Linked DNA regions of Homo sapiens: all the other regions are linked to region 1. A link is a contact called in ENCODE Hi-C or POLR2A ChIA-PET data. All regions are on one chromosome and are shown on one strand. Each heading gives the region's core, a stretch centred on a gene start or an enhancer-like site at or near the end of the contact. The rest is flanking DNA. Distances are from core to core; before and after follow the strand shown. Region 1 overlaps LINC02320 (long intergenic non-protein coding RNA 2320). Region 2 overlaps PPP2R5C (protein phosphatase 2 regulatory subunit B'gamma). Region 3 overlaps PPP2R5C (protein phosphatase 2 regulatory subunit B'gamma). Region 4 overlaps PPP2R5C (protein phosphatase 2 regulatory subunit B'gamma).

Region 1 (4,990 bases), core at 1,666-4,165:
GGTAATTAAGACACTGTGATATTGGTACAAAGGTAGAAATATAAACCAACAGAAAAAGAGTTTAGAAACTGATTCGAAAATATACAATCCCCTGATTTATGACAAGGACACAGGAGAACACTGGAGATGTGAGGGTCTTGTCAGTAAATGCTGGTGTTAATTGGATATATATTTGGGAAAAAAAAAAAAGGTATCTTCACCCCCTAACTCAAATCATGTCTAACAATTGAGGTAGGAGGTGGTATTAGACTCTGGAGGTGAGGCTCAGACACCAGACCAAATTGAGGACTAGCTAAAACAGGTCTAGGGCCAAAGCACCTCCACATAAGACACACCCACCAGTGTGCCACGCCAGTGTACCATTGCCATGGCAACACCAGGGATTTACCACCCCTTTCCGTAGCAACAACCTGATAACCCAGAAGTTACCGCTCTCATCCTAGAAATCTCTGTATAAACTACCCCTTAATTTGCATATAATTAAGCATGGGTATAAATATGAGTGCAGACCTGCCTCTGAGCTGCTGCTCTGGGCTCACTGTCTAAGGGGTGGCCCTGCTCTGCAAGGGGCAGTCCCTCTGCCACTGCTGTGCATTGCTGCTTCAATAAACGTTGCTGGCTAACACCACCAGCTCACCCTTGAATTCTTACCTGGAGGAAGCCAGGAACCCCCCAGGGCTAAGCCCCAATTTGGGGGCTTGCTTATCCTGTATCACAATCTATTCTAGACAGATTGTAGATGTAAATAGTAAAGATGTTTTTAGAAAAGTTTTCTCTTTTGTTTTCAATTGAGTTAGTTTCTGCTCTCATATGGTTTTTCTGTTTGTTTTTTGGTGGTTTTTGTTTTGTTTTGTTTTGTTTTGTTTTTGAGACAGGGTCTTGCTCTGTTGCCCAGGCTGGAGTGCGATGGCACGATCTCAGCTCACTGCAACTGCCGCCTCCTGGGTTCCAGTGATTCTCCTGCCTCAGCCACCTGAGTAGCTGGGGTTATAGGAGTGTGCCATCGTGCCCAACTAACTTGGGGTTTTTTTTTGTTTTTGTTTAAGACAGAGTCTCACTCTGTTGCCCAGGCTGGAGTGCAGTGGCACAATCTCGGCTCACTACAACCTCTGCCTCCAGGGTTGAAGTGATTCTCCTGCCTCAGCCACTCGAGTAGCTGGGATTACAGGCGCCCACCACCACACCTGGCTAATTTTTTTATTCTTAGTAGAGACGGGTTTTGCCATGTTGGCCAGGCTGGTCTCGAACTCCTGACCTCAGGTGATCCGCCCGCCTCGAGCCTCCCAAAGTGCTGGGATCACAGGCGTGAGCCACTGCATCCGGCCTTATATGTATTATGTCCTGCTTTCTGTTTGCTTTGGACTTCTGTTGCTCTTCTTTTCCTAGTTTCTTAATGTAGAAGCTTAGATATTTGATGAGAGACCTTTCTTTGTTTCTAATACAGAGCTTTAATGTTCTATCTTTAATGTTCTATATTTAATGCTGTAAATGCTTAAGGGGAAATTTATATAGAAGTGAAGTGTCACAATGTCTGAATATTACTTTCCAGTGGGTTGTGGGGGGAAGGTACATATATAAAAAGAGTGACAGAGAACGAACGTGACAAAAGAAGGCAAAATGTTAACGTGAAGAATTATGAGAGATTATTTGGGCATCTCATTTTTCCGTGGATTTGGACATTTTTGTCCAGTCCCCAGAGGTGACAGTGTGGCCTCTATGGCTGCCCCGTGCTCTGTGACCGGCGCATATTCACCACGGGTGAGCCCCTCGAGCTGGGCCCTGGGGAGAGAGAGGGCGGTGCCCAAGCCAGGACCCTGCGGGCCGGGGCTGGAGGAGGCGCAGGTCCCGGCGTCCATGTGCAGCCCTGCGGCCGGGGCGCGAGATCTCCCCGCAGGCGGCCGCTCCCCGCCAGGGGCTTCCGGGAGCAGCCGAAGCCTGAACCTGGACGAGCCGCGACCGCAGCCGGCGGGGGGTGCCGTCCTCCTCGCCCTCCCTGGAGCCCGGCCCTGGGCCCACGCCGTGCCCCGAGCCTCCTCTGCGGCCCGCCCCCAGTTCCCCCGGTCCGCCGCGGCCGGGCATGGGGAGGTGAAGGCCTCCGTGGGGTGACAGGGGGCGCGGGGCCGCTTGTCCCCAGCGCAGGAGGAGCCGGGACCCGACGCGCACCCTCCGGCCTGCTGGAGGCTGAGCCGCCGCAGGGAAAGCACGTGGGTGAAGGGCCCAGCGCGGCGGTTCCTTGAAAAAGCGGGAGCCTGGTCTCAGCTGGGGCCTGGGGCCTGCCCCGCCCATGCAGGGGTCGCGGGAGCAGGGGCTCGGCCTCCTTCCCAGGCCGTGGCGGCGCCGCCCCGGAGGCAGGGACAGGGGCGAGCTCCCGCTGAGCCGCACTTCCTGGGCGAGGCCGCTGCAGGCAGCGCCGGAGGCACGTGCCCCGAGGGCCTCCTCTTCTGCCCCAGCTTGACAGGCAGCCCTGGGAGGAGTGAGAAGCTGCTGGCGCCGGATTCCTGCCCCTAACTCCCTTCAGGAGGAAATTCATGAGGCCCAGGCCAAGAGAGGAGGCTTCCCGGCAAAAAGGGAAGGGCTGGGCAGGGGCAGCAGGAACCACGGCCCGAGGGGTGAGAGCTTCTGGGCTCTGAGAGCCTGACCCTGACTTCCCTTGGCCCGTGGACATGACCTCTCCAGGTCAGATTCCTCCTCCGCAGAATGGAGGGGATGGTACTGGCAGGAGGTTGTACCGACCTCGCAAGGCCATCTCGAGGGCTCGAGGAAAGGCCTACCACGCATGGCCCGTGGACAGAGCTGGTAAATATTGGCTGTCACTAAGTTCAAGGCCGCAGGGAACATGGCAGAGTGACCCAGGTGTCAGCACAGGCCTTGTGCATGAGGAAGCGCTAGGGGAAGGGAAGGAGACCTCTACACCCACTGCCTGCACACCCTGGGACAGGACTCCAGAAGTCCCCGCCCAAATCCCCCTCCATCTCCCCCTCTAACCTAAGCCCCAGGTGCTGTGCCGTATCCCCAGCACCCAGCACAGTGCCTGGCACACAGCATGACTGCCCACAGGGGCAGGGGCTGCAGAGAACCCGCAGGGATACAGCCGACCTGCAGGCCCAGTAACAACTAGGTTTTTAAAATCCAGAATGAGGCTCTGCGGTTCACCTGGAGACATGAAGACTGGGTCTGGCGCCACACACACACAGCAGGGTCTGTGGTCTCCGTTTCCAAGGCCCCCGAATCCCTGGCAGTCCCCAGCCCAGCTGCAGCAGGGACCAGCTTCCTTAGCTGGACCATGATCCCCCTCGAGCATTAGAGACAGGAGCTAGTTCTGAAGAGCCCGGGACAGGTGTAGTGAAGATGCCTGTCCCGTGAAATCCTCCCCTTTAATGAGGAGGCTGCCTACCGCCGGGGCCAAGGAACTGAAATGGAGCAAGAAGGGGCCGCAGGCAATTCACCACCAGCAGGGCCTGTGAGTCCTTGAGCCCCGCATAAAAAAGTATCCAGCTTGGCGCAATCTAAGGTGTAATTGTACCATTTGGTCACCAGAGGGCGCTCAATAATCATCTTTGCTTTTAGTATCGCAAATTACGCAGCAGAAAACTTCCTGCCCATTCAGCACACGCAAGCCACTGTTGCATGTTTCTTGTGTCAGCTCAAGTAATTCTCACAACCAGCCATGAAGTATTTGTTGTTGCCCTTACACAGCCGAAGAATCTGAGGTTCAGAGTATTTGAGTAATTTGGCTGAGGTCACACAGCAGTGACTCTTAGAGGCAGGACCAAGCCCAGGTCTTGTCTCCAGAGGCTGCACTGTGCACCCCCATACTGCTTCCTGTTCGACCTGTATGATACTGCATGCATTTAAGTTCATGTTCTAGCAAAATATCTCCCTGTATAAGGTGCCAAACTTTTATTTGAAGTGCTAGGGGTGCACACAGTGCAGCACAGAGGAAAGTCCTTTGTTTCGTCCCAGGAGTTTGGGTCTGACCCTGTAGCAGGGTGTGCTTGTGCCGGCTCACAAGCAGACTATTACAGTGCAGGGTGTGTAGTAGGACCCTCTGGGCTCCCTCATCCCCACCAGTGCTCACATGCTCCTGATCACCAAGGACAGCCGTCCTGGACCTCCCCAAGTCGTCATGCAGGCCATCTGGGAAGGGAATATGCCCAGGAGCTCCGCCTCTGAGCTGTTGGAAATGCATGCCCCAGGGTGGGCTCAGAGAGCAGGCAAACACACAGGGTATTGTCCAGGTGACGGAGGGGGTCCTGGGCCCTATCTGGGGGCTGCTGTAGGGTTAGCAGCTGAGAAAGGGCCTCACAGCTCTAGCCAAGGAGTCTTCCCTATTCACCCAAATCTGGAAGTTTCATATGGTTCTGGAGACCCGGCTCTGAGAGGACCCCAGCTCCAGAGGGCGGAGGCCACATTTGCATCCCCCGGCTTTGCAAAGCCCTGCCACATAGCAGTGGACTCCATACATACTCAGAGGTAAAGAGAGGGTGAGAAAGAGAAAGGGAAGGATGAAGGGAGGGAGGCTCAGACAGAGGGTGGAAGGGGCAAAGACCAGCGAGTCCATCTGGGCCCCACAAGTGGACCCAGGGAGCTGGCATGGGGCGTGGCTTGTGGAGGAGGGTGAGTCTGGACAGCAGCGGGCCACCTGTTTAGGCTTTGTCCCAGGAGTCTGGGTCTGACCCTGTAGCAGGGTGTGCTTGTGCCGGCTCACAAGCAGACTATTACATTTTCAGGAATTTTGCAGATCAGTTGTTAAGCACAGCCATTATTAAAGATTAAATTATATTCAAAAACAGGTAATAAATACTCAAAACTTTCTAACATTTTACTATACTTTATTGTTTTCTCTGCCGTTGAGGTTATTTCTGTGTGGTGCGTCTGTGTAGTAGAGCCTGTGTGACGATGTGCTATTGATCTCTTCCCCACGGCATAGTCAGTGACTTCAGATTGGTAGTTTGAAATTGGCCATGACAGGCAGATTTACACCATGGAA
Region 2 (4,990 bases), core at 1,350-3,849, 220 kb after region 1:
GAATTAATAAAATTATAGTCTCTAAGAATTCCACATTTTATGGAAAGTTAGAGCAAAATCATTTTGAGTTAAGCCAGTTCTTAGCCTAATGCAAACTGCAGCGCCTTTAAGCATAAAGTAACACAACAGCATTGCACGGGGCCGGCACTGCCGCTGCCTTCACTGAAGGCTGCAGTGCTGTTCTGAGAGCTTGGAGGAGGCACCAGCGAGGATGACGTTTAGTGGAGCTCTTTCTGTTGAAAAGAGCTCACGTTATCAACACCTTGTAAGGAAAATACAGTGTCTGAGTTTTCATCGGTCTTCACATGCTGCTATATATTCCACAGAGTTCCTTGCATGTACTGAGCTTTTGTTTTAGATGGAATAGCACAAGGAGAAAAATCTTTAAACTTAGTGCTTTGTCTATTCTTTATTTCTCTCAGGGTGGCCAGTATTTTGACTTATTTATCCTGCTTGAAAGCTACTTGAGATGTGTACTGCTATTCTAAACACGTGATCTAGTTTCTTTCATCTCTGGCATAAGATTATATAACTTAATGTTAAGTGTCTTGAGGCATAAAAGACAAAATGTGGCTTATTTTAGGATCTGTTTTTTCATCGAGGTCTCGGGTATCCTTTCAAAGATAGTGAGAAGCAGACACTGCTCCTTGTGCAGCTCTGGTACCTCCTGCCCACTGCTGTCACTTCAAGCCACTGGCAATGCTTCTGTCCTCGTGTCTTGGAGGAAAATCACCTGGGGGGAGGGGACTTCTTGTGGTAAGAGCAAGTGCAGGTATGAAATGCGAAGATTGCCCCAGCTAAAAGTGGACAAGTCCGCTTTGTGAGATGAATACTTCCTGAGAAACTTGACAAGTATCTCTCCATTTTACCATTATGAAAACTATCATTAAAAAAAACAGTTTAGATGCCTTCTCCTTTTGAGGGAAAAAGGGTGCTTTTTATTGTATAAAGCAGCGTCTTATGTATTTTGATATACCATTGTTTGAACTTCCGTCTTTAGCTGATAGATTCTCAAATATCCTTGATTTTGGATGTTCAGTATGTTTGTGAGAGAGGTTTCTGGGAAGACTCTCTTTTTGCCCTCGGGAAAAAGCAAAATATCAATGTTTGGGTGACTGTGTAAAGCTCAGTGTGTAAGAACATCTTTTTGTCTAGGTTTTCTTTCTGCTCTTTATTGAAGACAAACACTCACCAAAAAGAAAAATAAAAGTTTTCAGAGAAACTAATTTTCTTTGGCAAGAGTATTACTTAATATTTTGGCCTCCTAAAGTTTCCCTAGTTAGTACTCGGACTCCTGTGCTAATTGTCAGCTTACATATCATTGTATAGAGACTGTTTATTCTGTACCAAACTGATTTCAAAAGTACTACATTGAAAATAAACCGGTGACTGTTTTTCTTCATAAAGTTCTGCGTTTGGCATCTTCACTCTTTCCAAAATGTATCTGTACATCAGAAATGTCACTATTCCAAGTGTCTTTTTAGTGTGGCTTTAGTATGGCTTCCTTTTAATATTGTACATACATTGTATCTTTGTTTTATGGTAATAAGTAATAAAAATGTAGACTTCATATTTTGTACAAAATGTCCTATGTACAGAATAAAAAAGTTCATAGAAACAGCAAATATAGGTAAGTGGCACAATTATTTTTCTTTAGAAAATATCTGTAACTTTATGCATTAGTGAAATGTTAAGTACCGACATATTTTTTAACATTTTGTAATTCAAAACTTTTTGTTTTGACATTGTTTATGAAGAGAAACTTCATACACTTGCCATTTAATATGCTCTTTTATCTAATTTTCAAAAACTCTAAAAAACGGTGTATCATATGGACTAAATAAAGAACATGTGAATTTTATTGCTCATCATGAAACTAAATTTAGCCATGGTGTTGAGCAAGCTGGCTCTGACGTTATCGGGTTCCCGTTAGGTCAGGGCCGCCCACACACAGGGACGCTGACTGCAGAGGGGCTGGCCATCTCCATCCAGCCCGCCTGGAGCGCTGGCTGCGCCAGATGCTAGCCACAGCTGTTCAAAGCTAAGTCTATCCACTGATTTTTTTACTTACTTAGTGGAAAAGGCAGTGTGACTTTTTATAGACCGCCTCTTGGTTTGGTTTGGGTTTTGGGGCTTTTTTTGAGTAAGAAAAGGTGAATCAATACAATTTATAGAAATGAAAGTCTTGAAAATAGGGAATTGCTGAAAGTATGAATTTAGGATCCTAGTTCGCCCACCTCCTCCTCAGTGGAGAGATCATTATCCTCGCTGATGCTCTTGCGAGAAGCCCATGGAAACAGGACTAAAGTGTTATCTGCTCGTGTCGTGGTTATAACCTCACCTCTCCATAGCTGCGTGTGGTCAGCACGCCGGCTGGCGTGGGAGGGCAAGCTCTGTGCTTAGCTTCCTTCTCTACCCAGTGGCGTCTGTGCTCCCTTCGCACTGACAGAGGTGCAGACGCCGTCACTCTGCAGCTGGGGGCACGTGGACGAGGCTGAGACCCAGGCAGAGTGTGGCCTTCGCCCAAGGGTCCGGTAACTTTGCTGGCTGTTTCGAAGAACCGCACATGCCCCACTTCCACCTAAAAGTGGACTCGCCAGCCAGAAGACTTCACATCCTGCACCGCTACTCACGTCGATGTTTCCGCAGACTAGATGCTCGCCCGCTGCGGTCCTTATCCCTCATCTTAAAATTGGAGGAAACCTGGTGTTTAGTAACTTCCTACAGCACGAGAGTTCGAGAGGACTCACTCACAGAGGCATGCTGCGATTTCAGCCCAGCTGCATGCTGCTGCTATTTTGGGGTAGCAAGAAGCATAAAGGCAAAACTGTACTGGCTTCGTGTCTCCTTCCGTGAGGGTTGGCAGCACCCATCAGCAGTAATGACAAGGAGAACTCATATTTCTTAGCACTGCCTTTATGCCAGGAGCTGTGGTGGGTGCCTCATTTCCCTGGGTTAATTTACTTAGTTCTCACAACCCACCAAATAATTTACTACTATTATCCTCATTCACAAATGAGGAAACTGAGGCACACAAAGGTGAAGTCACTTGACCGAGGTCACACAAATATTGAGTGGAGCCAGGTTTCGACCCAAGCAGTGTGGCCTGGGGTCCAAGCCCCGACCGTCATGTTACATGGTGGAAATGCCTTCTAGATGGGCAGCATCATGGGTGACGGTGAACACAGGTGAGGGCCTGGGGACATGCCCGCAGCACCACGCCAGGCCATAAGGAACACACCCAGGTGGACAGTGTGAAGTTACGGTATTGTCAACCTAAAGGAAGAAACTGAGACAAATTAATATAGGGAGAGGCCAGGCCCCACGGCTCATGTCGGCAATCCCAGCTACTCAGGAGGCTGAGGTGGGAGGATCACTTGAGCCCAACAGGTTGAGACTGCAGTGAGCCGTCATCTCACTACTGCATGCCAGCCTGGGCGACAGAGCAACACCTTGTCTCAAAAAGAAAATACAGGGAGAGAGCTTATTTGGGCCAAGGTTGAGAGCTGCGGCCTAGGAAACACTTCCAAGTTGCCTTGAGAAATGCTCTGGGGGAGAAAAAGAGAGGCTTCTGCATTTAAAGGAAAAAGGACGGATCAGGAAAGGGGCAATTACTCAAGTTGTTTTTCAGGAGTTCTCATTGGTTGACAGAAACACTTGGTTAGTTCTCATAGGTTGACAGAAACACTTGGTGAATGATTGGCTATACATTGTTGAACTACAGGCCACGAGTTACCGTGTCCAACGTGGCATTTTTAGCTACATGGCGTAGCTATTGGTACCAGTCTGGAACCCACACAGCAGGTTTCAGGAGACGATCTCCCAAGGCAGGAGGGGGAGTGGGGCGTGGCTGCTGTCTCATTCCAGTGCCTCTGGGCCTGATCGCTGAAAGGGGGCTCACCTTCCTCAGGTAAAAAGTGTTTCCTTCTTATCCTGAACTCCAGGTGAAACCCTTGCATCTGCATTCACCACCACTTGACACAGGAGAACCCCGGGCCCTGCAAGGTCGAGGGGTGACCACGGTCATGGGCCCCAGGGTCTGTCCTTCATGACCATTGCCCCATGGAGACACCCAGGGCCGCCCGGAGCCCATGCTCAGCCCCGATGTTGCATTGGGGAAGCAGCCCCTATAGAGACAGTGTCAAGGGATAGCTGTGACAGCTGTGGGCTCTGATGGTGCACTTGACCCCAGAACCAGAAGAGCTTGATTCCAGTCCAGTGGCTCCCGTTCCTCGGAGGCTATTGTTTTTTTGTTTTGTTTCGTCTTGTTTTGTTTTTGAGACAGAGTCTCACTGTGTCGCCCAGGCTGGAGTGCAATGGCGCGACCTCAGCTCATTGCAACCTCTGCCTCCTGGGTTTAAGCAGTTCTCCTGCCTCGGCCTCCGGACTAGCTGGGATTACGGGCGCCCACCACCACACTCAGCTAATTTTATATTTTTAGTAGAGACGGGGTTTCACCATGTTGGCCAGGCTGGTCTCAAACTCCTGACCTCAGGTGATCTGCCCGCCTTGGCCTCCCAAAGTGCTGGGATTACAGGCGTGAGCCACCACGCCCAGCCTGAGGCTTTTGTTTTTATGTAAGTTTAGATTTTATAAAACTTTTTTTTTTTTTTTGAAACGGAGTCTCACTCGGTTTCCCAGGCTGGAGTGCAGTGGCGCGATCTTGACTCCTCACAACCTCCGCCTCCCAGGTTCAAGTGATTCTCCTGTCTCAGCGTACCAGGGAGCTGAGATTACAGGCCTGTGCCACCACACCCAGCTGATTTTTGTACATTTAGTAGAGGTGGGGTTTCGCCATGTTGGCCAGGCTGGTCTCCAACTTATGACCCCGTGATCCTCGTGCCTCAGCCTCCCAAAGTGCTGGGATTACAGGTGTGAGCCACCACGTCCAGCCTGAGGCTTTTGTTTTTAGGTAAGTTTAGATTTTATAAAACGTCAGCATTTTTTTAAACAAACGTGCTAAATTTCAGCATATTTGGAGACCACCAAC
Region 3 (4,990 bases), core at 1,421-3,920, 170 kb after region 1:
CCCAGGGGATCTAGCAATTATTATAAAAATGAAAGACTGTTTGCATAATTTATAATGCCATAATTTCATACGTCATTTGGGGTTAGGGGAAATGGCTGTGCATACATGACTGGGAAGTGATAAGGAGTTTAGCTCTGAAACTTCCCTTCTCAGTTGATTTATATCACGTTGGATAGAGAGTATGTTGTTCTGCTATGCTAAAGCATTACTAAACTTTCTCATACCTTACTGCAAAAAGAAATCAGAATACATGATAAAGCAAATATATTAGAATGCTAATGGTAAAATCTAGATGATAGCTGTTCGCTATAAAATTCTTTCAACTTTATTGCATTGAAATTTTTCGTAATAAAAACATTGGGAATACATCATTCAGAATCTATACGAAACTAATCTTTGGCCCAGAGTAAATAACTTAAGAGCACTTCCAAATCCAGTGTTATCTTTAAATGACACTAGTTGAATTGAATTATAAGTATTATGAATTATTTCTTATGTATAAATATTCTAAACTCAAAAAATATAAACTCATGCACATAACTGTAAATGATTTATTTTCATGCTTATCTGAAGATGATCTTGTTATGAAACTGTAGAAAATTAAAATATTCATTGTTTGAAAAGTTTAGACTAAATTTCCTTTATTAAGTATTCTACAAAGGTTTGTAAGTTGTTTGTTTTTTTTTTAATTTGAGACAGAGTCTTGCTCTGTCGCCCAGGCTGGAGTGCAGTGGCACGATCTCAGCTCACTGCAACCTCCACCTCCCAAGTTCAAGCGATTCTCCTGCCCCAGCCTCCAGAGTAGCTGGGATTACAGGCCTGTGCCACCATACTTGGCTAATTTTTGTATTTTTAGTAGAGACAGGGTTTTGCCATGTTGGCCAGGCTGGTCTTGAGCTCCTAACCTCAGGTGACCTGCCCGCCTCAGCCTCCCAAAGTGCTGGGATTACAGGGGTGAGCCACCGCGCCTAGCCCGTAAGTTTTTATTTCCATATCTTTAACTGCTATTTAGGAACATATTTGAATAGATTGTAAAAATAGCAAGTTATTCAAAGTAAGAATTTTCAATGTTGTGGTTCTTTTCTTGACTGTCACATCATGGCATCTATTTGGAGGTGAAATCGATTCTTTGAAAGCAGCTCTTGCTGTGGAGGAAGCGCGAGGTAGATTTGTGGGAAGAAGGCTCTGCTCTCCCTTACCTCTCTTCACTGCCGAGCACTCATTGTGTGCCAGGGCCAGCAGGAAGATATTAAACCAAGGACTTCCCGGCCACCCAGTCATACTTGAGATAAATATTCCAAAGAAAATGTACAGCATCATAGAAGAGCTTAAAATTAGGGGCCCAATTAGGACTGTAATTATTTTGCAGCTGAGACGTAAAGGTTTAATGAGACATTTTTCACAGTTTCCAGGTAATTAATTGGTGTTGCAGTTAATAAGGTGACTGATGCGTGCTTTTCCCAGGATCCATTTACTCTCAGCAAGTGTTTGAGGACCTCCTAGGTGCCAGGCACAGTGGTAGGTGCTGGGATTGCTGTGCATTTATGTTCTCTAGATGATAGCTGAGTTCTGGTGCCATGAAAGCAGATTCAAACTCACTTTACAAATGGGGAAAGGGGTAGTATCTCCCTTTAAGACTGCTACTACGATTTTTACTATTCTACCTAAATTTTAGGTTAAGTTCATTGAGTTCATCAAAAATTCAGTTTAAGATTGTGTCTGCTTTATACATTGCTCTGCGAAGTTCCATCTTTGTAATATGATCTCATTCCACATCAAAGGTTCCTCCGTTTTTTCGGGCATTCTTCAGTGCCTTTTATTAGAGTTTTCTGCTTTCTCCATCAAGGCCTTGTAACTAGGTCAGTAATTCCCAGGCACTTTGTAGTTTTTGTGTCTGGGTAGCTGGAGTCTTCGTCTCTGTTTCTTTTTTGTATTTGCTTAATTGTTAGTGGAAAGGTGGTTGCTGTTGGTTTCATATTTTTGATATTTGCATGTGGTAGTCTAGTTGTGATGGTCTGTCTGTTGCTTCTGTTTTCCAGCTATATCATTTGCAAACAAATGACAATTTTGTACTTAAATATATATATATTGCGAAGGGGCTTAACACTTTCTGCCCTTCCCAGAAATGTATCTCTTAGCAATATGACTCGTAGAACCTAACAGTTCCATCACAGGAGGAAGTGTTCTGCAGTAACTGTAATTTGGCCTTTGATGGATTCATCTGTTATAAATCCTGTTGACATGAATAAAACAGAGAATAAATAACAGAATAACCCTTGTGGTTTTGAACAGAGAACTGTAAATAATCAAACCTTTCTTTCCTGTTGCCTCTAAAGTTAGACTGTCAGCGGTTTTTTTTTTTAATGTATCCCTTCATGTCTTAAAATTTTTATATGTTACACTGCTGCAGTTATGTTACGGCATAAATATTCACTCATTGGTAATGAATGATAACACATACAGAAAGGCTGCATGATATTGCTGAATTGTAAGAATTTTCCGTAAAGTTGCTTCTTGGGCCATTCTAGTTTACATCTAATTTAATAAATTTAGCAATTTGGAGAACATCTGCAGGACTGATGTAAGTACTGAAAGTGGAAGTGTCAGGGAGGCAGCAGAAGCAGGTGCTTCCTGATATTAACCAGAGACGGTCCTGGCACAGATGGGGCCGTGTGAATCACATGCAGACATACGTATGCACTCACGTGCGTGCCATTATTTTCATGTGGAGGTCAAACAGTCAGAAACGTTTGGGAAGTGCTGTGTAATGCTAACTGTTCGTGCATAATGTTTTCCCATTTAGTAAGTGCTGTTGCATGTGTTTTCTGTGATTCTCACCACAGCCCAATGCAAAAAATAAAAAAAGGATTTACGCTTTTTTTTTTTTTTTTTTTTTTTTTTGAGATGGAGTCTCACTCTATTGCCCAGGCTGGAGTGCAGTGGTGCAATCTCGGTTCACTGCAACTTCCACCTCCCAGATTCAAGTGATTCTCCTGCCTCAGCCTCCCGAGTAGCTGGGATTACAGGCACCCACCACCACACCCAGCTAAGTTTTGTATTTTTAGTGGAGATGGGGTTTCACCATGTTGGCTAGGCTGCTCTTGAACTCTTGACCTCAAGTGATCCACCCGCCTCGGCCTCCCAAAGTGCTGGGATTACAGGCATGAGTCACCGCGCCTGGCCTTTACCCTTTCCAATGGAGGAGAAAATTGAGGCTCAGGCAGGCTGTTTGGTCTGAGGTCCTTCTTCTAGGTGGGAAGAGGGTGTAGAGAGACTGTTTCCATGAGGCTGTGCTGCCTTTGTTGGGCAGCGTGATTCTGCGTCTGTGCCTCTGGGTGTGCGCTGGATCCGTAGGTCTCATTTGAGAGATCACAGTGACCCTGTGTGCTGCCCAGAAGACCCGGGACTCCTTAGACCTCAGAGCTTCTTTGGTGTTCACTGCATAACGTTGATGTCTTCTCTGTTTCCTCAGACCGGATCCATGCATCCAGGTAGCATGGCAGTGACATTTGCACACAGACATCAGCACCCCAGGTTTCTGTACCTGGGGCTCCTGCCCCTGATTCGCCCCTGCAGCTTTTGTGTTAAGAAATGTTGCTAGGTCAGAAACCCAAGAAGAATTTGAGGTGATAGACCGTTGGCCCTCTGTTCCTTCCCCCCGCCCCAGTATTACTTTTTACTTAACCTTTTCTAGAGATATGCACTAAATTAATGCAATGTAATGTGGTAAGAAAGGTGTGTAGAAGTTAGGAGTGCAAGTTTTTTTCCTTACACATGAGAAATGACTTTCAATCAATCAGAATTGGCCTGGAATGAACCTTCCCGGACCTAGGTCGGTCATCAGTCAAGGACGCTGTATCAGTCTGCTCAGGCTGCCGTAAGAAAATACCACAGGCTGGTGGCTTAAACCACAGAAATGTGTCTTCTCTCCATTCTAGAGGCTGGAAAGTCTAAACTCAAGGGTGTAGCAGGGTTTGTTCCCTGCTGAGGGCCTTTTCTGGCTTGCAGACGGCCACTGTGCCCTCCCATGGCCTTTGCTCCGAGCAAGTGCAGAGAAGGCGAGTGTGAGCCTTCTACCATCCCTCCTTACAAAGACACTAATCCTGGAGGGCCAAGGCCCCACTTATGACTTCATTCACCCTTCATTATTTTCTCTGAGGACCCATCTCCAAATCCAGCCACACCAGGGTTTAGGTCTTTAACATGAATGTGAGGAAGGGAGGCCACAAGCATTGAGTCCATGACAGACACTGAAAAGAGGACATTGTGTTCAGAGCAAGCCATCTGAGTCACCTTGCAGGCCCTCAGCTCAGCATCAAGGATTCAGTGAGTGTGCAGGTGTTTGAGACGGGGCCTAGCTGCTGGGCTGACTGTCACTGTGCGGGAGAGCTTCAACTGGAAACCCTAATCACTAGCTTTCCTGCTAGTAGAAACCACCAGTTTACTTAGGAATCTCAGCTGACTGGGTGCCTCAGTCAGGGCTGTGCAGAGAAACAGCAGGAGAGACAGAGATTGAGATCTCAAGGACTTGCCTTCTGCAGTGGGTGAGTCCAGCGGGCAGGTCTGGACTCCGTGGACAGGCAGCGGGCACGAGACTTGGCCGTGGTGGACACTGCAGGCCGCAGGTGGACTCTCCTCAGAGAAGCTGCAGTTTGGGTCTCACAGGCCTCTCAGCTGACTGGTTGAAGCCCCCACATTCTCAAGAGTGATCGCTACTTGAAGTCCATTGATTATAGGTGTTAACCACATCTATAAAATGCCTTCACAGGAACACCCACAGCAGTGTTTGGACAGCTGGGCACTGTGGCCTAGCCGGGTTGACACATACGGCCAGCTGGCACAGTCGGGGACATTTTACTTTTTTTCAGTTATCGCCTTTAACCACGATGGGTGAAATCACACTTTCCTGTGCCTAAATAACATCTTAGGCAAGTTGGTTAACTTCTTAGTCATCCCTGGTCACAGAAATCCAATCTAGGTTAAAGCTTTC
Region 4 (4,990 bases), core at 1,470-3,969, 140 kb after region 1:
TCCAGTTGAGAAAACTGAGGCCCAAAGAGATCGTTTTCTGCCCAGGGTCACTAAGGTAGTCAGAGGTGGAGTTGGGACTCCAGCTGGGCTTTCTGCCTGAGTTCTTAACACCTTTGTTTTACTGCTGCTTCCTGTCTTCGAGGCTTTACAGATATTTGCTAAATGAAGGATTCAGAGTTAGAAATGAAGGGGGCGACTGTGCCTAGTAATGGCCTCAGAGTGCTGTGCCTTGAGTGTTTTTAGTTTAGCTATAAAACTTGGACCATAGGGAGCAAGTCCTAGGAAGTACTGTGTACAGAAAAGTAGACTCTAGAGGACAGCCTGTGGAGGTTTCCCCAAATGCCACCACCTCTCAGATCACCCAACTGAGCTTCCACATTGAAAGACACGGGGCCGGCTCGTTCCGTGTCCAGACAGACACTTTCACTCTGTGCCTCCGGAGATGAGGCTCCCTGCTGAGCGGTCAGTCCTCACCTGAGGAGGTGGGGCGAGGAAAGGGGGTTGCCCACGGTCACTGTGGTGTTGGTGTTCTTTTTGAAACGAAACCTTCCAGTCGCAGACACAAAAGCCGTAGAGAGTAAGGCAGAGGATCGGCCATGCTTCTGGGAGGCAGGGGAGGGGAGCACCTGTCAAAGGGGACCCTTTGAGGCCAACTGGGGCAGTGGGGCCAGGTCAGGGAGCAGGGCTCCAGGGCCAGGTGGACAGCCAGGAGGCTGGAGTCGTGCAGTCCCTCACAGGCTGCCCTAGGCTTAGTCTGGAAGGTGGGGAGCGCCTCCTCCTTCAGAGACCACTGAGCTCTCAGCTCCCCATGGAGCTTCTTGGCACCTGATTTCTAGTGCCACCTTTTGCGGCTCCTGTGGAGAGTCCAGCTCACGGAGGCCCCCCAGAGCCCTCGTTATACCTGCAGGTTCCCCCCACCAAACCCTGCTGTGTCAGGAAAACAGAAGTTCAGTGGCAGCGCAGACTTATGGGTAGAGAAGGGTCCCCTGTCTTTCAACACTTACCCAAACACTAGAATGTTACTCATTTCCATGAATAATAAAAATATCAAATCTTTAGGTGACGTATCTTCTCCAGTGGAAAAATGAACCTTTTAGCTGGTAAACCTCTTGAATAACCGGCCAGCCATATTACAGTCGTGTTACTTAGGGAGTGTGATATGATGGGCCCTTTGAGAAAGCGATCGAAAGCCAAGGTTTCCGGGTGCAGCCTGCCCCCTCAAGTCCCCACTGAAACAGGAGGAGAGGGCAGGAGCGCCCGTGGGCTCTCAGTGGCTACGTTGCTTGTTGGTTTGCTTTCCTGCCTGGTGAGCGGCCACTGGAGCATCCTGAGGAAAGGGGAGTGAGGAGCAAGCTGGGGTTCGGCCCCAACCGGGGTGCTCTGCGTGCACTCATCAGGGTCCCCACCCAGGTGTGCTGGTGACAGGCATGAGGGTACTGTACTGGGGAGCTGTGAGTCACCACCTGAGGGGCGCCTGCTTCTATCCCAGAATCATCCTCCAGGTCATGCATCTATGTCCAGCCCTTCCCAGGTGTGGTCAGTCCCCTGAGAGCAGCGTGGCCGTGGTGCCTGCTCACACCTGGCATGGGTAGACCAGCCTTAGCTCGGGAGGGCATGGATGGGAGTGATGTGTCTTTTTTCTTTTTTTTTTTTTTTTACTTTATTAAAATACTGAGTTTTATTTCGCATGTATTTTTTTTATCTCCCCACCATTTCCGTGTCTGATCACCGCTACTACTATGTCCTATCATACTTACTTAAAACCATACATACTTAAAACCAAGCAGAGAGTGGAGTTCCATCTTTAATAACTAAACAGGCATTTTGGGCTGGGCACAGTGGCTCACACCTGTAATCCCAGCACTTTGGTAGGCCAGAGGGGAAAGATTGATTGAGCCCAGGAGTTCAAGACCAACCTGGGCAACACAGCAAGACTCTGTCTTCTACAAAAAAATAAAAAGATTAGCCAGGAGTGGTGGCATGTGCCTGTGGTTCTAACTGCTTGGGAGGCTGGGGTGGGAGGATCGCTTGAGCCCAGGAAGTTGAGGCTACAGTGAGCTGTGATCACACCACTGCACTCCCGCCTGGGTGACAGAGCAAGACCCTATCTAAAACAAACTGGCATTTGGGAACAACATATTCTTGGCAATGGAACCTGGACAGCATTGATCAAACATGGTAGGGAAAGTTCTCATTCTGCATTATAAAAAGGACTGCCAGATATCAACTGTTAGAGATACGAAATAAGATGGAACATTTTTAACTGTTTATTTTCTTAAAGAGACTTCCTGCCCTGCCAGAGATCTTGAATAGCCCCCTAGTCAGTCATCCAGAAGCCATTCACATAATTGATTTTCTTGGCTTCCACTCTGAAAAGAGAACCACCTTTTGCTATACTTGGCTGCATGTTTGCTTTAATGTCTTCTGCAGAACTAGGTTCTTCTGGTGTTTTAGGAGTATTTTCCTATTTTTTGAAGGATTCCTGACCTTTTCTTGACATTGGTGACTTGGAGTCTTTTCCATTCTGGTTTGATTGTTGTGCATGATTGGGTAGAGTATCTCGTATAGATTTCTTCACTGGAGATTTGTCTTCAGTTTCCTTATCATCATCATCATCATCTTCAGCAACAGCAAATTTTACTTTTTTCTGTGGAACCTTGCTGCCACCTCCAGGGGGAGATCGCTTTCCAGATATTCTGAAGAGTTTCACATCCTCCTGTCTCTGACTCTGCATCTTCCTCCCCAGCTACTAAGTGCCATCCATTGATACACACGGGCCCTGAACCACACTTCACCCACAACGCCACAGGTGGTGGTATTTCATAGCCCAAGGGAAGCCCTTGGCTGTACAGATGTTTTCAAAGCCATCAGTGTTACCGTAATCGGACTACCTTCATCATTCATTGCCTCTGCTTCAACAATGCACAATTCATCCTTTGCCCCTACGATCATTCTTAAAGATAGCTAGTGCTCATTTTCATCATCATCCATCTTAAAGTGATTATCTGTTTTTGGTGTTTTTTTTGTTTTTTTTTTTTTTTTGAGTTGATGGCCAGGTGAGGTGGAGGCCAGAACGCAAAGTAGGTTAATACCAATACCAGGTAACTAATTCGAATCTTAGAGAGTGGAACGGTGGGTATTTGACAAGTTCGAGGAGGCTGGCAGCTTGCGGGAGGGGCCGGAGCGGTCTGGCACTGGTTTCTCTCTGTCTCACCTCCCCAGAGATTGGACACACACGTGCACACAGTTCTGATATCGTGGTTTCTGGCACGTGACATGGTACCCGTGTTGCTCTGTGGCCCTGATCCCCCGGCTGCCCCTGCAAGGCTGGAGCTCCGGCAGCACCGCAGGGCCCGGTAGGTCCTGGCACACAGGCCGCATGCTCATTGGGTTGTGTCTGTCACCGACCCTCCCTGCTGTCATCCCCGGGCTGGACGTCATTTGAAGGAAGAGCCAAGTTTCAGCAAGAGTTCGTGTCTAGAAGGAAGCACTTGAACCTCCTCTGTCTGAGACATGGAGAAAGGAAGTAGAGAACATAAAAAGGGCCTGGAAAAGTGTGTGTATTTTCAGTGTATCTTTTTCACACCTCTACACTGCTTTGTCTGCTGGTAAACATATTGAAGGTTCTGGAATCAATTTCAAGATGGAATTGAAAAGAACTTATTACATCTTCTTGTCAAATGTTAAGAGCTGTTACTTTTCCTGAGACAGTACCTGCCTTTGTTCTTTGGATAAATGAGCTACTGCATTGTTGGAGCTTCTTGTCACCAGGTGCAGTAATATTGTTAACATTCAGTATTTCACCAGTCATGCTAGTGAAAGTGGAAGATGAAGCGATAACGGGCTGCACGAAGGGTGTTGAGCATTTAGTAATCAGTGCCCTGGGTGCCTGTTCTCCCCAAGGCTTTCTAGAACTAGAGTCCTATGTGGGAAATATGGCCTGTATCTGGAAATAATGCTGTGCTGGATTTATATCTTTATCCCTAGGAGTTTGTTTGACCTGTCTCAACCTTTCCCTGTTTAAAAAAAAAAAAAAATTGAATCTTCCAATTCAGCTAACACCGTTGAATTCCTCTTGTTGCCTGCAGCCGGAGTGAAGGTTCATTCTGAATGTGCATGTGTGTCCACAGGAGATTTTACAGCTGAGGAACCTGAGGCTGAGAATAATTTCATGACTTTACCATGTTCTGATTTGGCAGAGTCTGAACCGGGAGTCAGTTTGTTCTTCCATATGACTCCCTTTACTGAAAAATTCACTGAAGAGCTTTTCCGAGGAAAGCAGCCTCTCCTGGCCTTTGCCTATTTCAGCCTGACTTCTCTCCATCCGGGGCGCCTCTCCACTCCACTCCACCCCACCCTTCCCCACCCATTCCCTGGTAGAAGCTGCCAGTCTTCATGGGCGGAAAGCATGAATGAACTAGAATTTAGCTTCAACCACTGCCTTTTGAAATGAAAAATATCTGCCTTATTAAATTATACTGTTAATTTCATGAGAAAGGGATGATGGGGTTGGTGGTAGAAAGTTGTGGGGGAAGTGAATACTACCCCTTTCTTCATATGCAAATAAAACCAGGCTAACAAATCAGAAAAACCCAAAGGGTTTAAGGTAGGAGCAGCTCAGGTTTGTGAGGGAACCCCAGCTTGGTCCTGGGGTTAGCAGATCTTCCTCTCCAGGAAAGATAATGTAACCTTGGTACATGTGTACAACAAAGCTGGATAAACCACAGCATTGGAACGTTATGGTGGACTGTGAGCCATGGGTTGTCTCTATCCAAACATGTAAACGAGTGTCAGTGTAGAAACTGCAGACCAGCCCCACGTTACCAAATTTATACCCAAATGAAGTGTACCTGGCGGTACTGTTCATTTTGCCCGAAATCCACCCACACGGAGTGGAAAGATGGTTTCAGCATCCCTGGTGACAGGAAGGGCTGTGCACCACCTCTCCGGGTTTCTCATGGAGCCCCGCCAAACAGACCTAGCTACAGGC

The links. A loop is a pair of places that touch in the nucleus more often than their neighbours do. ChIA-PET counts read pairs that join two places held with the same protein, here RNA polymerase II (POLR2A). Pooled maps may share reads with other maps.
Region 2: a loop to region 1 is called in a pooled map, with 2.8 times the contacts of the local background. The contact joins two enhancer-like sites. A Hi-C loop is called at or near these places in 8 of 50 pooled maps. POLR2A ChIA-PET finds 5 or more read pairs at or near these places in 4 of 52 experiments (AG04449, H1, endothelial cell of umbilical vein and 1 more).
Region 3: a loop to region 1 is called in a map of B cell, with 14 times the contacts of the local background. The contact joins two enhancer-like sites. A Hi-C loop is called at or near these places in 8 of 168 maps with a recorded cell type or tissue (B cell, CD14-positive monocyte, CD4-positive, alpha-beta T cell and 4 more), 9 of 37 single-sample maps with no recorded cell type and 16 of 50 pooled maps. POLR2A ChIA-PET finds 5 or more read pairs at or near these places in 2 of 52 experiments (CD4-positive, alpha-beta memory T cell and naive thymus-derived CD4-positive, alpha-beta T cell).
Region 4: a loop to region 1 is called in a map of CD8-positive, alpha-beta T cell, with 13 times the contacts of the local background. The contact joins two enhancer-like sites. A Hi-C loop is called at or near these places in 18 of 168 maps with a recorded cell type or tissue (B cell, CD4-positive, alpha-beta T cell, CD4-positive, alpha-beta memory T cell and 11 more), 34 of 37 single-sample maps with no recorded cell type and 29 of 50 pooled maps. POLR2A ChIA-PET finds 5 or more read pairs at or near these places in 12 of 52 experiments (CD4-positive, alpha-beta T cell, CD4-positive, alpha-beta memory T cell, CD8-positive, alpha-beta T cell and 7 more).

Annotation. Positions count from the first base shown.
Region 1 is chr14:101,703,941-101,708,930 of GRCh38, forward strand. The region is part of intron 1 of LINC02320 (long intergenic non-protein coding RNA 2320); the gene reads right to left. Among named protein-coding and RNA genes, the nearest start is that of LINC00239, 24 kb to the right of the region's middle. RefSeq lists silencers at 1,803-1,862, 1,943-2,062, 2,073-2,342 and an enhancer at 3,749-4,519. Within about 2 kb of position 2,916, at least 27 of the 41 ENCODE cell types and tissues checked have a DNase peak (open chromatin) inside an H3K27ac peak, as active enhancers do; they include B cell, CD14-positive monocyte, CD4-positive, alpha-beta T cell and 3 more, where a contact is called at or near this core.
Region 2 is chr14:101,926,117-101,931,106 of GRCh38, forward strand. PPP2R5C (protein phosphatase 2 regulatory subunit B'gamma) reads left to right here. Exons shown (of 16, transcript NM_001352913.2): 16 at 1-1,861. Among named protein-coding and RNA genes, the nearest start is that of DYNC1H1, 36 kb to the right of the region's middle. RefSeq lists enhancers at 1,973-2,473, 2,474-2,974. Within about 2 kb of position 2,600, at least 15 of the 41 ENCODE cell types and tissues checked have a DNase peak (open chromatin) inside an H3K27ac peak, as active enhancers do.
Region 3 is chr14:101,874,066-101,879,055 of GRCh38, forward strand. The region is part of intron 4 of PPP2R5C (protein phosphatase 2 regulatory subunit B'gamma); the gene reads left to right. Among named protein-coding and RNA genes, the nearest start is that of DYNC1H1, 88 kb to the right of the region's middle. RefSeq lists a silencer at 1,966-2,035 and enhancers at 2,356-2,425, 4,644-4,793. Within about 2 kb of position 2,671, at least 18 of the 41 ENCODE cell types and tissues checked have a DNase peak (open chromatin) inside an H3K27ac peak, as active enhancers do; they include B cell, CD14-positive monocyte, CD4-positive, alpha-beta T cell and 2 more, where a contact is called at or near this core.
Region 4 is chr14:101,841,117-101,846,106 of GRCh38, forward strand. All of the region lies in intron 3 of PPP2R5C (protein phosphatase 2 regulatory subunit B'gamma), which reads left to right. It also overlaps the pseudogene NPM1P20. Among named protein-coding and RNA genes, the nearest start is that of PPP2R5C, 82 kb to the left of the region's middle. RefSeq lists enhancers at 2,572-2,721, 3,362-3,461. Within about 2 kb of position 2,720, at least 11 of the 41 ENCODE cell types and tissues checked have a DNase peak (open chromatin) inside an H3K27ac peak, as active enhancers do; they include B cell, CD4-positive, alpha-beta T cell, CD8-positive, alpha-beta T cell and 1 more, where a contact is called at or near this core.